2 separate regions of the Homo sapiens genome follow, and region 1 is linked to region 2. The links are chromatin contacts, found by Hi-C or POLR2A ChIA-PET in ENCODE. All regions are on one chromosome and are shown on one strand. The core of a region is the stretch at or near the end of the contact, and the rest is flanking DNA. Distances in the headings are between cores, read along the strand shown.

Region 1 (6,684 bases), core at 91-2,590, 690 kb before region 2:
CCTGCAATTTTCAGGGAGAGAAGGGGCCCAGAGGGATGGAGCCAGCCTGGGCTGACTCCAGGGAGGAGGAAGAGGAGGAGGAGGAGGAGGAGGAGAGGCACAGAGTGTGGCCTGGAAGCCCCTTCCTCAGTCTGTTTGCACAGCTGTCCAGGCCTGGCTGGGCAGGGAGGGAGTGAGTCATGGGTTTCCGGTTCACCAACCCCCACCTCCAGGGCAGGACAAGGTGCCTGCAGGTACAGAGTTTGGTGATGAAGTCTCCCCTGGGGAAGCTCCTCCTCTCTCCCTCCTCCCCAGCCCTTTGATCACACCTCTAGGGGTTGTTTTAGCTTTGTTTTTTGGCTTTTTGTGTTTGGTTTTTAGAGACAGGGTCTTGCTCTGTTGCCCAGACTGGAATGCAGTGGTGTGATCATAGCTCACTGCAGCCTCCAACTCCTGGGCTCAAGCCATCCTCCAGCCTCAGCATCCCAAGTAGCTGGAACTGTAGGCACACGCCACCACACTTGGCTAATTTTTTAATTGTTATTTTTTGTAGAGACGAGGTCTCGCTATGTTGCCCAGACTGGTCTGGAACTCCTAGCCTCAAGCGATCCTCCTGCCTTGGCCTCCCAAAGAGCTGAGATTATAAATGTGAGCCATCACACCTGGGCAATCCCCGTTTCATGGTTTAAAAGGAAGACTCGGGGCCCAGTGCAGTGGCTCATGCCTGTAACCCCAGCAGTTTGGGAGGCCAAGGTGGGCAGATCACCTGAGCTCAAGAGTTCGAGACCAGCCCGGCCAACGTGGCAAAACCCCATCTCCATTAAAAATACAAAAATTAGCCGGGCATGATGGCACATGCCTATAATCCCAGGTACTTGGGAGGCTGAGGCAGGAGAATTGCTTGAACCCAGGAGACGGAGGCTGCAGTGAGCCAAGATTGCACCACTGCACTCCAGCCTGGGTGTCAGAGTGAGACTCCAACTCAAAAAAAAAAAAAAAAAAAAGGTGGATTCGGGAAGGTCAAGTGACTTCCCAAGGGCATTAGGCATCTCTGTGCTGGGCCTGCCTGACCCCAGGTCTCTGCTCCTGTCCACTGTGCCCTCACAGGATACCTCTCAGAAGTGAGAGAACTCTCTAGGTAGGAGCCAGAAAAGCATCGGAGGAAATTTCTCTCCCAGACCCATGATTTGGTTACTCCTCTCCTCAGCCCTGCCAACAGCCCCAAGGTGCACAGAGACCTTGCTTCTGAGACTCTGGCCAAGCTGGCTCTGAGAGTGAAAGGCTCAGTCTCTCTCGCCTGGGGAAGAAACATGCAGGCTTTAGAATCATGCAAGTAACCGTTTACCCACTTGGCTTCCTGTTAGGTTGTGTTTTTTTTTTCTTCCTTCCCCCAAGGGATGTCTCTTATCTGAAGGTTCTTAGGGGCTTTTGGTGCTGGGCTGTTTACCAATGGGTGACTGTTAGTGTCAGAACCAGCCTCTTGGGAAGAGTGAGGTGAAGAAAAGCAAGACCAGGTGAGCCCTTGGTCATCCACACAGCCACAGGAGTACAGGCTGGATGGGACAAGCACGCCCTGGGCAGTGAAGGACCATGGCCACATCCAGCTCTCCTGCCAATTTCAGGCTCCGTCTTCCAAACAGGGCGCGATTTAGCCAAGTGAAAGTGAGTTGGTGGCTGGGCGTGGTGGCTTAAACTGGTAATCCCAGCACTTTGGGAGGTGGAGGCAGAAGGATCACTTGAGGCCAGGAGTTGAGATCAGCCTGGGCAACATAGTGAGATCCCACTCTATAAAAAATTATAAAGTTAGCCAGGCGTGGCTACACAAGCCTGTAGTCCCAGCTACTTGGGAGGCTGAGGAGAGAGGATCACTTGAGCCCAGGAGTTTCAAGCTGCAGTGAGCCATAATTGCGCCACTGCACTCCAGCCTGGGCAACAGAGGGAGGTCCTGTCTCTTCAAAACAACACATTTAAAACATTTCACCTGTAATCCTACCACTTTGGGAGGCCAAGGCAGGTGGATCACCTGAGGTCAGGAGTTCGAGACCAGCCTGGCCAACATGGTGAAACCCCATCTCTACTGAAAATACAAAAATTAGCTGGGTGTGGTGGCTGGCACCTGTAATCCCAGCTACTCAGGAAGCTGATGCAGGAGAATCACTTGAGAGGGGGCGGAGGCAGAGGTTGCAGTGAGCTGAGATCATGCCACTGCACTCCAGCCTGGGCAACAGAGGAAGACTCTGTCTCAAAAATAAAAAATAAAATAAAAATAAAACGTTAGAACAGTGCTTGGTACACAGTGATGGCTCAGTAGATGTGAGCCAGTTATGAGTACTTAAAGCATAGCCTGTGCAAAGAGGCCGTGCTTCTAGCTTCACCTTTCCAACAGCATCTTTCCAGAACTTTCTATCTCCTGGTGGGCAAGGACCGTGAGAAACACCATAACCTGGAGAGGAATTCTGGGTCTCAAGATGGCTCCAGTTGTGCCTGTCTTAGGCAAGTGGGGTGGTGTGTGTGTGAGGGTGAGGGGTCCCAGGAAGGGTCCCCACACTTCACTCCTGCACCTCTCGCTCCCCACAGCCCCCCTCCCCTTTTCTAACTCCAAAAAGCCCAGAGGCCCAGCCGTGTTTGGAGAAGGAGGGGGGCCCTGAAGCTTGGGCCACCTTCAAAGTGACTGCAGGGAGGAAGATGTGGACACTAGACTACGTACTGACCACTCTGAGAAGGAAGCCCGCGGGGGAAGGTGGATGGGCGGTGGGCGTCACGGCAAAGGGGTTTAGGGGAGACAGGGATGTCTGTGAGCTGTGGGAGGTGCACACTGAAGACCCAAGAGGTGAGAATGGATGGAACTGCCCCTGAGAAGGGGGACAGGGGTCCCCTCCTCCCCTGAGAAGGAACAAACCGTTGCACTTGTCGGCAGGGCCCTGAGAAGTGGAAAGTGGATTTGATCTTCCTTAGACCATCACGTACCCGCAGCACCCTAGAATGTAAACAGGGCTGGGAATGCGATGACCAGGTCCTGGTACCTTAAGGGCTGGTACCTCTACCTCCATCGGGACCTGGTGCCAGAAATAAGAAGATTCTTAGACTATCCCCACTGGAGGCTGGGCGCAGTGGCTCAGCCTGTAATGTCAGCACTTTGGGAGGCCTAGGCGGACAGGTCACTTGAGGCCAGGAGTTCAAGACCAGCCTGGCCAACATGGTGAAACCCCTCTACTAGAAATACAAAAATTAGCCGGGCATGGCGGCGGGGGTCTGTAATCCCAGCTACTCGAGAGGCTGAGGCAGGAGAATCACTTGAACCCGGGAAGCGGAGGTTGCAGTGAGCCGAGATTGTGCCACTGCACTCCAGCTGGGACGACAAGAATGAGACTCCATCTAAACAAAATAATAAATAAAAAATAAAAATAATAAAAGAATATCCCCACTGGAAGGGTCCTGCAAGGCCAGCCACGAATCTGTACAAGTCCTCGGACAGACTGAGAAACTGAGGCTCAGAGAAGCGGCCCCCACCCCATCGGAGCGTCCCAGCTCCACGCGCGCGCCTGGCAGGGGGCGCCCTTCCCCGCCGCGCGTGCCGGGCAGGGTCCCCCAAGGAGAAATCCCTCTTAAAAGAGTTTTTCCTTTCGCGTGAACTCGCCGCCTGCATCCAGCAGCGCGGTCTCCAAGGTGAACCTCGCACAAATGCGTTGCAGATGTACGTCCTTCCATTTCTGGCTACCGCGGAGCTGCTCGGGAGCGGCGGCGGCGTCCCCAGAGCGATCCAGCCCGCGTTTTCCGTTCCGCCCGCCAACTTTTGCAAGCTGTAGTTATTTGATAATGATTTTTTTTTCAAACCTCTCCCAATAATTGTTATCCTCCCCGCCCGGTGCAGCTCAGGTGATGGGCACAGACGGCAACGCAGCCGCCGCCGCCGCCTCCTCCTCCTCCTCGTCCTCCTCCTCCTCCTCCTCCGGGTGCGCTAGGCTCTGGCTCCAGCCCAGGGGGAAGAGCCACAGCGGAGGCGCCTTCTGCAAAGGCAGCGGGGACGGCCCCGGAGGCTGAGCCAGAGCGACCCCGGATCCGCCCCCGCCCCCCTCCATGAGGCCTCTCACACCCTCCCCCGGCCCAGGCCACCTCCCCCAAAGCCCACTCTCCGGAGGCCAAGGCTGTCTGGTGAACGGCTAGGGGCTGCTGGGCACAGAGTTCAACGCTGCAAATATTTATTAGACACCTACTGTATTCCCAGGCCCTGAGCAGAGCTGGCCTCCAAAACAAATGAGAACAGCCCTTGCCCTCAGGGAGACTGGGGGACGCCACCCCTAACCTGGGAAGGTGAGAGGGGCTTCCAGGGCAGGGATACCCCCGACAGAACCTGCTCAAAGTGCCAGAGCTAGACAAGGAGGGAAGGCTTGGCTCCGCAGCAAAGCTCAAGGCAGAGCTCCGCCCCTCCCCCATCACCTTCAGCCCTTCCTCCGGTTTCTGCCAAGGGTCATCACTGAAAGCACCCTCAGAGTCTCTTTTAGAAAGCTACGGGTCTCTGCGGTCGTGGTGGCTCACGCCTGTAATCCCAGTACTTTGGGAGGCCGAGGCGGGCGGATCACTTGAGGTCAGGAGTTCGAGACGAGCCTGGCCAACAAGGAGAAATTCCGTCTGTACTAAAAATACAATATTTAGCCAGGTGGGATGGTGTGTGCCTGTAGTCCCAGCTACAGCCCATCGCTTGAACCGGTGATGAGCCGAGGTCGTGTCACTGCGCTCCAACCTGGGCCAGAGCGAGACTCTGTTAAAAAAAAAAAAAAAAAAAAGCTACCGGGCTCAGAAAATGGAGTCATGTAGGTAAGAGTGGAAGCAGGTGGCTGAGAGGCAGGCCCACACTAACTCCTTTTTGGAATCCCTGAGGTGCACACATAAACAGGGGTGGCAGGAGGGCAGGCTGGAGAGGGCCCAGGTGAGCTGCTGACCCCCACGGGACGGGGGGAGGTCACATCTGGGTCTGATGGCTCAGCCACAAGTGGTTTGAAAGGGGCCCTTTGCTGGAGGGAAGTAAGCCCAACCTCAGCTTGGTTACATCCCCAGAAAGCCCGGAGAGTTCTTTTTTTGTTTGTTTGTTTTTGTTTTTTAAGCCTGAGCTCATTTTTTAAGTTTTTAAGTGAATATTCAGTTTTGGTTTAAAGTTTTTAAATGAATACTAAGAGTTTTCGTTAAAGTTTTTTTTACGCATACTAAGTTCTTTCTTTCATTAAGCCTGGGTTGATTTTCAGCTTTTTAATGAATACCATTTTAATTATTTATTTTAAATACTAAGGTTTTGTGTTTTGTTTTGTTTGTTTTTGTTTGTTTATTTGTTTGAGACGAAGTCTTACTCACTCTGTCGCCCAGGCTGGAGTGCAGTGGTGCAATCTGAGCTCCCTGCAACCTCTGCCTCCTGGGTTAAAGTGATTCTCCTGCCTCAGCCTCCCGAGCAGCTGCGATTGCAGTCATGCACCACCATGCCTGGCTAATTTTTGTATTTTTAGTAGAGATGAGGTTTCACCATGTTGTCCAGGCTGGTCTCAAACTCCTGACCTCAAGTGATCCACCCACCTCGGCCTCCCAAAGTGCTGGGATTACAGGCATGAGCCACCGTGCCTGGCCTTAAATGCTAAATTTTTATTTTAATAAGTTTTTAATGAATTCATTTTAAGTTTTTTGGGGGTTTTTTGTGGGGGTCCAGGGGGGACCAGGTCTTGCTGTGTGGTTCTGTCACCCAGGCTGGATGCAATGGCATGATCATAGCTCACTGCAGCCTCACACTGCTGGGCTCAAGTGATCCTTGGTAGTGGCCGGAGTTCTGGGTACCTGGAGGTGGGCAGTGATAGAGGCATTTCCCAGGCAGGAGGTACCACTTAGGTGATGACTGACTCCTGGTGACTCTTTGACCTTGCCTGAACCACGAGTGACTCTGGAGCAGCGAATGTATTATCTCTATCACGCCAACCAAGAGCTGATATAGATAGGGCATTATTGAAGATCCATCTAAGGGCAGATGGAAGAGGGGCCCATGAAGCCACACTCCAAGGTCTAGTTTTCTTGTTGTTTTTTTGGGGGGAGTGGGAGACAATTATGGGTTTTTGTTCTTTGAGGGATTTTGGGGGTTTTGTTGGTTTTTTGGTTGGGTTGTTTGCTTTTGAGACAGGGTCTTGCTGTGTCACCCAGACTGGAGTGCAGTGGCACAATCATGCCTCACTATAACCTCAACCTCCTGGGCTCAAGTGATCCTCCCACCTCAGCCTCCCAAGCAGCTGGGACTACAGGCATGCACTGCCATGCCTGGCTCATTTTTAAATTGTTTTTTAGAGATGGGTTCTCACTATGTTTGCCCAGGCTGGTCCTGGACTCCTGGCCTCAAGAGGCCCTCGGCCTCCCAAAGTGCTGGGATTACAGGTGTGAGCCACACCACAGTTGCCCTCTAAAGTCTAGTTTTATCTTGTGAAGAGTGAGGAGCCGCTATGAGGTGATAAGTCAGTGTCCTTCCAGACCCTTCCAGGAAGCCCACTCCGACTGTTACCCTGGGGTTCACTGGTATCTCTGAGCACCTTGTGCTTCTGAGCCAGGCCCCCGGCTATGGAAGGGGTGGGGGCGATGCTCCTAGAGGTTGGAGGACAGATCATGAATGACAGAACAGTCTGATTTTCCTGGAGGACGCCCCTCCTTAGACAGGGCAAGCCCCCAGCCAGTGCCTCCTCC
Region 2 (6,380 bases), core at 900-3,399:
GCGTATGTGTGGGGGGCAGAGCCCTCTGCCACACAGGTTTCGGAAATCCTTTTGCAGACGGCAGTGAGAACTTGAGACTTCAGTGAGAGTGTTGTCAGCCTGGCGTTAGTGTTGAAGAGCTGGGTCGGGAAGTTGCCCACCCAAGAGGCAACTTGAGCCATGTAAAAGTAGTGCGTGGTTTATGGGGTGTCGGGTCTTGCGTGTGCCTCTGGGCCTTTGGGTAAAGATGGGGTGCACCCGTGAGAGCAGTGGTAGATCAGGTCTGTGAGCCACCCTTACTCCTGGGGAATGGCTCAGAGGACTGGTGGACGTGAGGCATGACCCTGGTTTCTTGCCATGCGGTCTAGGAACAGGGACTTTTGACTTCCCATCAGCTCTCCTCTTTGAAAGCACCCTTGACCCTGAACGATTTTGCATGTCTGTAATTTGAATGTCGTGTGGTTACAGGACCCGGTCAGCCCAAGGAGCAGGGGTCCAGCAGCTCTGCGGAGGCATCTGGAACAGAGGAGGAGGAGGAAGTGCCCAGTTTCACCATGGGGCGATGACAATGTTTGCCACAGCCTCTGCCTGGAACCTGGCTCGTGCTGTGACCAGAAGGGAAAGGCGGCTGTTTGGCTCTTTCTCCCCCGCAAGGACCCGCTGACCCGCTGGATGGAGAGCAAAGGAGACCCCTCCCGAGCCGCTCACAGTCCTGTATTTGGCAGGTTTGGGAGCCTGAGGGGCCATCTCCCTGACACTCAGAGGCACTGCCTTGCAGACACCATCCGTGCTCCTGGTAAAGGGGGACAGAGAGCCTCACCTTGCCACATATTTGAACAGTGATGAGTTTGGGGCTGGTTTCTGGGAAGGGAACGTTTATTTAGTAAAGAGCAGAACACCCTTGCGTTTTGTTGGGACATGTGGACCGTGAGTCGCAAACACTCTGGAGAAGGCTGAGATGCCACCATTCCCACGGGGACTGAAGACACATTACGTGGACCTGGTCCCAGGCTCAGTGAGGAGATGGCCTCAGCTGTGGGGCTGGTCCATGTTGCCCACTCACTCCAGTGGGAAGTGGGGACCACGCCATAGAGGGTCTGCTCCCACTGCAGCTCCCGGTGCTCTCGTGTTCTGGGAAGGCCTGGGTGTGTGCACAAGGAGGCCCGGGCCAGGGACTTCACCAGGGGCTGGGTCACAAGGGCACAGGGTGTGTGGAAAGCGCTGTGGGGGAAGAGCCGGTCACCGGAGAGTGAGCAGGCGGAGACTCCAAGCTGGGCTGAGCCAGAGCAGAAGGCGAGGGATTCCCAGCCGGACGGGGGTTCTCTCACCAACAGCTGTGATTTCATCCCGAAGTGGAAGGGGGTCTAAACAGAACAGGCTGAGAGAGGCGGGACTGGGTCAAGTGGGTGGAGCTCCTCCTTGCATGACTGCAACTGTCGGGGCTTTCCGCCGGCTCACAGCAGTTGGGGCCAGCGGGGAGAAGAGAGGCGGAACTGCTGTGTCCTCATGTGGCGCAGCCTCAAACTGGCATCCAGGCACTGGGCCCATGCAGAGAAGGCACCTGCAGAGAGCAGGGCAGCCCGGCGCAGGGGCATGCGCCTAGAATCCCAGCTACTCGGAAGGCCAAGGCAGGAGGACCGCTTGAGTCCAGGGATTCAAGGCCAACCTGGGCAATAGAGCGAGACCCTGTCTCTTAAAAAACGATGATGATGAACACAGAGGACGGGGCACTGTGCTGGGAGCCAGGGGGCCTGGGAGGAGCCGAGACCAGCCTTTTACCTCGGGGTTTTGAGGCCAACAGGGACGACAGAGACAGTTTCTAGTTAGAGCCTTGGCTCCATTTTTGGATGATTTAGCCCCGAGTTCCTGAGTCTATTTTATGCCCCTTACGTACTTTGATAGAACTAAGGAAATAGTGGTTTTGAGTGAAGGGAAAGGAAACCCAGAAACATTTTACGTTGCTTTTACTTCTGTAGTGTAGATTGCCCCGGCCCCTCTCTGAGCCCTGTAGCATCTGTGATAGCTTCTGTCCCTTCATCGGTTCATGTCACAGGGATTTTCTTTCCCAGGAAGCGGACACGGAGAGTCAGCCCTAATAAATGAGCACATGCCCTGGCTGTACATTTTGAAACCTGTTTTTCTCTGTCTGGGACTGGCTGGTTTGTGTTTCGGTTTTAGTTCTCCTATCTTTGGACTGTTGGTTTCCATCCCTCTCCCCACCCCCACATGTGTCACAGCCCCTGCCCTGAGTCTGCAACCTGGAGCTTGTGGGCCGCCTCAGTGCTGGGGAGGGTGCTGGGGCTTGGAGCCTGATGACCTGGCTTTGAATCCTGCCCCTGCCTCTGGTAAGCCAGGGGACTGTCAGCAAGTCCCTTCCTGCCTCTGCCAGCTCACTGGGCCAAGAGAGACAGTCGCCACAGGTGTGTGTTGGGTGGGTGGGCACATGGCGACACAGCAGGATGCCAGGTTGCGGTGGGCTTCACCCCCACGGGGTGCAGGAGATGATATTTAGGCAGGACATGTCCTGTAGCCATTTCTGGCCATTAGTACTAGGTCATCAGGACCTTAAGTTGAGAGATTCTTTCTTCAGGGCATCACTTATTTAGGAAAAGAAGAACAAACAGATGTCATCATTGAGAAAGGATTGGGTGATACTGAGAGCCCCTGCCCTCCCCCCGACAAAAAAAACCACCATTAGGGGAGAATCATGAAGTAATGTCCCTCATTGCTCATGGGTGGGAAGGAGTCTGGAACTGAACACAGAGGTGTAGGTAACAGAATCGTCTCAAACAAACTCACACACAAGAATTCTTATGGCCAGGCGTGGTGAGCTGACGCCTGTAATCCCAGCACTTTGGAAGGCCGAGGCAGGAGGATCGCTTGAGCCCAGGAGTTTGAGACCAGCCTTGGCAACACAGTGAGACCCCATCTCTACAAAAAATTTTAAAATTATCTGGGCGTGATGGTGCGCACCTATAGTCCCAGCTACTTGGGAAGCTGAGGTAGGAGGATCCCTTGAGCCGAGGAGTTGAAGGCTGCAGTGAGCCGTGATCACTCCACTGCACTCCAGCTTGGGTAACACAGTGAGACCCTGTCTCAAAAACAAATATATCTAGGTTCCCTGGTGATGCCCCTGTAATTCTGCATCATTTACGATTCATGCCCAAATAGACATTTAAACAGGTATTTTACTGTTTAAACAGGAGATTCTACTACAGAACCCGCCCCTTTAATTAGTTAACTTCGAGACAAGGGCTTGCTGTGTCCCCCCGGCTGCAGTGCAGTGGCGCCATCATTGCACACTGCAGCCTCCAACTCCTGGGCTCAAGCATTCCTCCCATCTCAGCCTCCCAAGTAGCTAGGACTACAGGCATTCACCACCATGCCAGCCTAATTTTTGTTTGTTTTTGAAACAAGGTCTGGCGCTTTTGCCCAGGCTGGGGTGCAGTGGCGTGATCTCGGCTCACTGCAACCTCCACCTCTCGGGCTCAAGCCATTCTTACACCTCATCCTCCCAAGTAGCTGGGACTACAGGTGCGTACCACCATGCCTGGCTAATTTTTGTATTTTTTGTGGAGACAGGGTTTTGCCATCTTGCACTGGTCTCCACCTCCTAAGTTCAAACAACCCTCCCACCTCAGCCTCCCAAAGTGCTGGGATTATAAGTGTACACCACCGAGCCCTGCCCTGTTACTATTTTAAATTTATTTCGCTGTTTCCAACATTTATATTTTGGTAAAAAACAAATTAAAATTGAGTTAGAGGAGTGTTCTACTAACTCTTGGAAATAGAACTCAGGCCAATTCTTTTTCATTCATGGTGGAGACACGTGTTTTCTCCTTCTCCCTCTTGGAAGTTAATTTCTGTTTACTATTTGGTGTACTTGACTAAAGTTAGCTACGATTACCATATATTAACATATATTTCAGTAGAGAGAACACTCTTGGAAATTAACCTGGAGCGAGTTCCAGGAGGCCGTTTCTTGTTTTCTTACTCCACAGAATGTCACAAATCCACTGGGTGTGGTGGCTCTTGCCTGTAACCCCAGCACTTTGGGAGGCCTAGGCAGGAGGATCACTTAAGGCCAGGAGTTCAAGACCAGCCTGAGCAACATAGTGAGCCCCACATCTCTAAAAAATAAAAATTGAAAAGTGCACCTGGCCTAGTGGCATAGTCCTAGCTACTTCCAAGGCTGAAGTGGGAGAATCACTTGAGCCTGGGAGATTGAGGCTGCAGTGAGCCATGATTGTGCTGCCGCACTCCAGCCTGGGTAACACTAAGACCTTGTCTCAGAAGTAAAAGGCTGGATGCAGTGGCTCACACCTGTAATCCCAGCACTTTGAGAGGCCAAGGCAGGTGGATCACCTGAGGTCAGGAGTTCGAGACCAGCCTGGCCAACATGGTGAAACCCCATCTCTACTAAAAATGCAAAAATTAGCCGGGCATGGTGGCCAGTGCCTGTAATCCCAGCTACTGGGGAGGCTGAGGCAGGAGAGTTGCTTGAACCTGGGAGGCAGAGGTTGCAGTGAGCCAAAATGATGCCACTGCACTCCAGCCTGGGCAACAAGAGTGAAACTTCGTCTCAAAAAATATAATAATAAATGAAAAAAAATAGCAAATGTTTATTGAGCACCAACTAAGTGCAAAATCCAAGGGATTCCAAGGCCCATTGCTAGGCACTGGGGATGGTGGTGGACAAGACACAGTCCTTGCCTTCAGGGGGCTCCAGGTCTGAGCAGGAACAGGATTGGGGAGAGCAGCACAGCCTGCTGTGTGGGCACCTGACCCAGGCCTCTGCGAAGGCGAGCGCTGAGCTGAAGTCAGGTGGCTCAGGAGAACAAGAGTGCCCAGAAAGCGAGCTGGGGAGGGAGGAGGCGCCCTGCCATGGCCTCAGACCCTGTTAATCAGGGGACTGGAGTCTCAAAGGCCACAGGGTAGGGGCTGGAATGGAGAGACATGGGGGACCTTTGAGTTTGTGGAAGGGGACAGGGCTCCTGCCTTGCCATGCAGACCAGAGGTGATGGTGGCCTGAGTTAGTGCAGAAGCAAGTGGGGACAGGGAGAAGTAAGGGAGAGTCCAGCAATGTGGAGGTGGGAGAATTGTCACGACCCGATGGGGAGAGGACTCATGGGTGCCAGCAGCTGAGTGGGTGAGGGAACCCTTCTGAGACAGCTGACCCAGGCGGTGGGGCAGGAATGCGAGGGAAGATGACAGATTCGGCTGTGGGCCTGGTAAAGTGGAGGGCCCTAGGCATATGTGCTGGGAAGAGAGATCAAGGCTGAAGGTGATGATGGGGTTGTCAGGCTGCCCTGGTCCTTGGAACTATGGGAGTAGATGAAACCAGTCAGGGAGGAGCAAAGAGAGGAGAGGGACCCAGACAGAACCCTGAGAATCGCATATCGAGGGGACAGAAAATGGGGGGACAAGCAGGCAGACTCACTGGAGCCAAGGAACAGGGTTTCCTGGTAGAAGGAGGGGTCCCCGATGACAGGGCTGACAGCTGAAACATCCTCTGGGTTTAGGCAGGCAGATCAGCTGAGGTCAGGAGTTGGAGACCAGCCTGGCCAACATGGCGACACCCCATCTCTCCTAAAAAATATATACAAAAACTTGGTGGGCGCCTGTAATCCCAGCTACTTGGGAGACTGAGGCAGAAGAATTGCTTGAACTCGGGAGGTGGAGGTTGCAGTGAGCCAAGATCATGCCATTGCACTCCAGCCTGAATGACGAGCGAAACTCCATCTCAAAAAGAAGGAGCTATTATAGGCCAGGCATGGTGGCTCACCCCAGTAATCTCAACATTTTGGGAGGCTGAGGCCGGCAGATCACTTGAGGCCAGGAGTTCGAGACTGGTCTGACCAACATGGTGAAACCCTGTCTCTACTAAAAATACAAAAATTAGCCAGGCATGGTGGCCCGTGCCTGTAATCCCAGTTACTTGGGAGGCTGAGGCATGAGAATCGCTTGAACTCAGGAGGTGGAGGTTACAGTGAGCCAAGATGGCACCACTGCACTCCAGCCTGGGCAACAGAGCAAGACTCTGTCTCATAAATATGATAGAGAAAGAAAGGAAAGAAAAAGGGAGGAAGGAAGGAAGGGAAGGAAGGAACGAAGGAAGGAAAGGAAGGGAGGGAAGGGAGAGAAGGGAGGGAAGGAAGGAACGAAGGAAGGAAAGGAAGGGGGGGAAGGGAGAGAAGGGAGGGAAGGGAGGAAGGGAGGGGAAAGAAAGAAATGAAGGAAGTGAGGGAGGGAGGGAAGGAAGGGAGAGAAAGAAAAGAGAAAAGGAAGGGAGGGAGGGAAAGAAAAGCAAGCAAGCAAGCTATTCTGTGTTTGGTTAGGAAACCAACTCTGCAAAGCACTGGCAATTACAACTTGCATTTTGCTTCTGTCTGGGCATGCTG

Evidence for each region. Hi-C counts contacts between places; a loop is a spot of excess contacts on that map. ChIA-PET counts read pairs that join two places held with the same protein, here RNA polymerase II (POLR2A). Pooled maps may share reads with other maps.
Region 1: a loop to region 2 is called in a pooled map, with 5 times the contacts of the local background. The contact joins two enhancer-like sites. A Hi-C loop is called at or near these places in 1 of 37 single-sample maps with no recorded cell type and 3 of 50 pooled maps. POLR2A ChIA-PET finds 5 or more read pairs at or near these places in 1 of 52 experiments (activated CD4-positive, alpha-beta T cell).

What each region holds. Positions count from the first base shown.
Region 1 is chr7:101,739,796-101,746,479 of GRCh38, forward strand. No RefSeq gene overlaps it. Among named protein-coding and RNA genes, the nearest start is that of CUX1, 74 kb to the right of the region's middle. RefSeq lists enhancers at 1,349-1,428, 1,549-1,618, 3,102-4,045, 4,674-5,194 and a silencer at 3,925-4,044. Within about 2 kb of position 1,341, at least 3 of the 41 ENCODE cell types and tissues checked have a DNase peak (open chromatin) inside an H3K27ac peak, as active enhancers do.
Region 2 is chr7:102,424,567-102,430,946 of GRCh38, forward strand. PRKRIP1 (PRKR interacting protein 1) reads left to right here. Exons shown (of 6, transcript NM_024653.4): 6 at 448-2,100. The coding sequence ends at 545. It overlaps LOC100630923 (LOC100289561-PRKRIP1 readthrough), which reads left to right. Exons shown (of 9, transcript NR_038967.1): 9 at 448-2,116. Among named protein-coding and RNA genes, the nearest start is that of ORAI2, 5.8 kb to the right of the region's middle. RefSeq lists enhancers at 998-1,901, 1,072-1,581, 2,062-2,351. Within about 2 kb of position 2,150, at least 19 of the 41 ENCODE cell types and tissues checked have a DNase peak (open chromatin) inside an H3K27ac peak, as active enhancers do.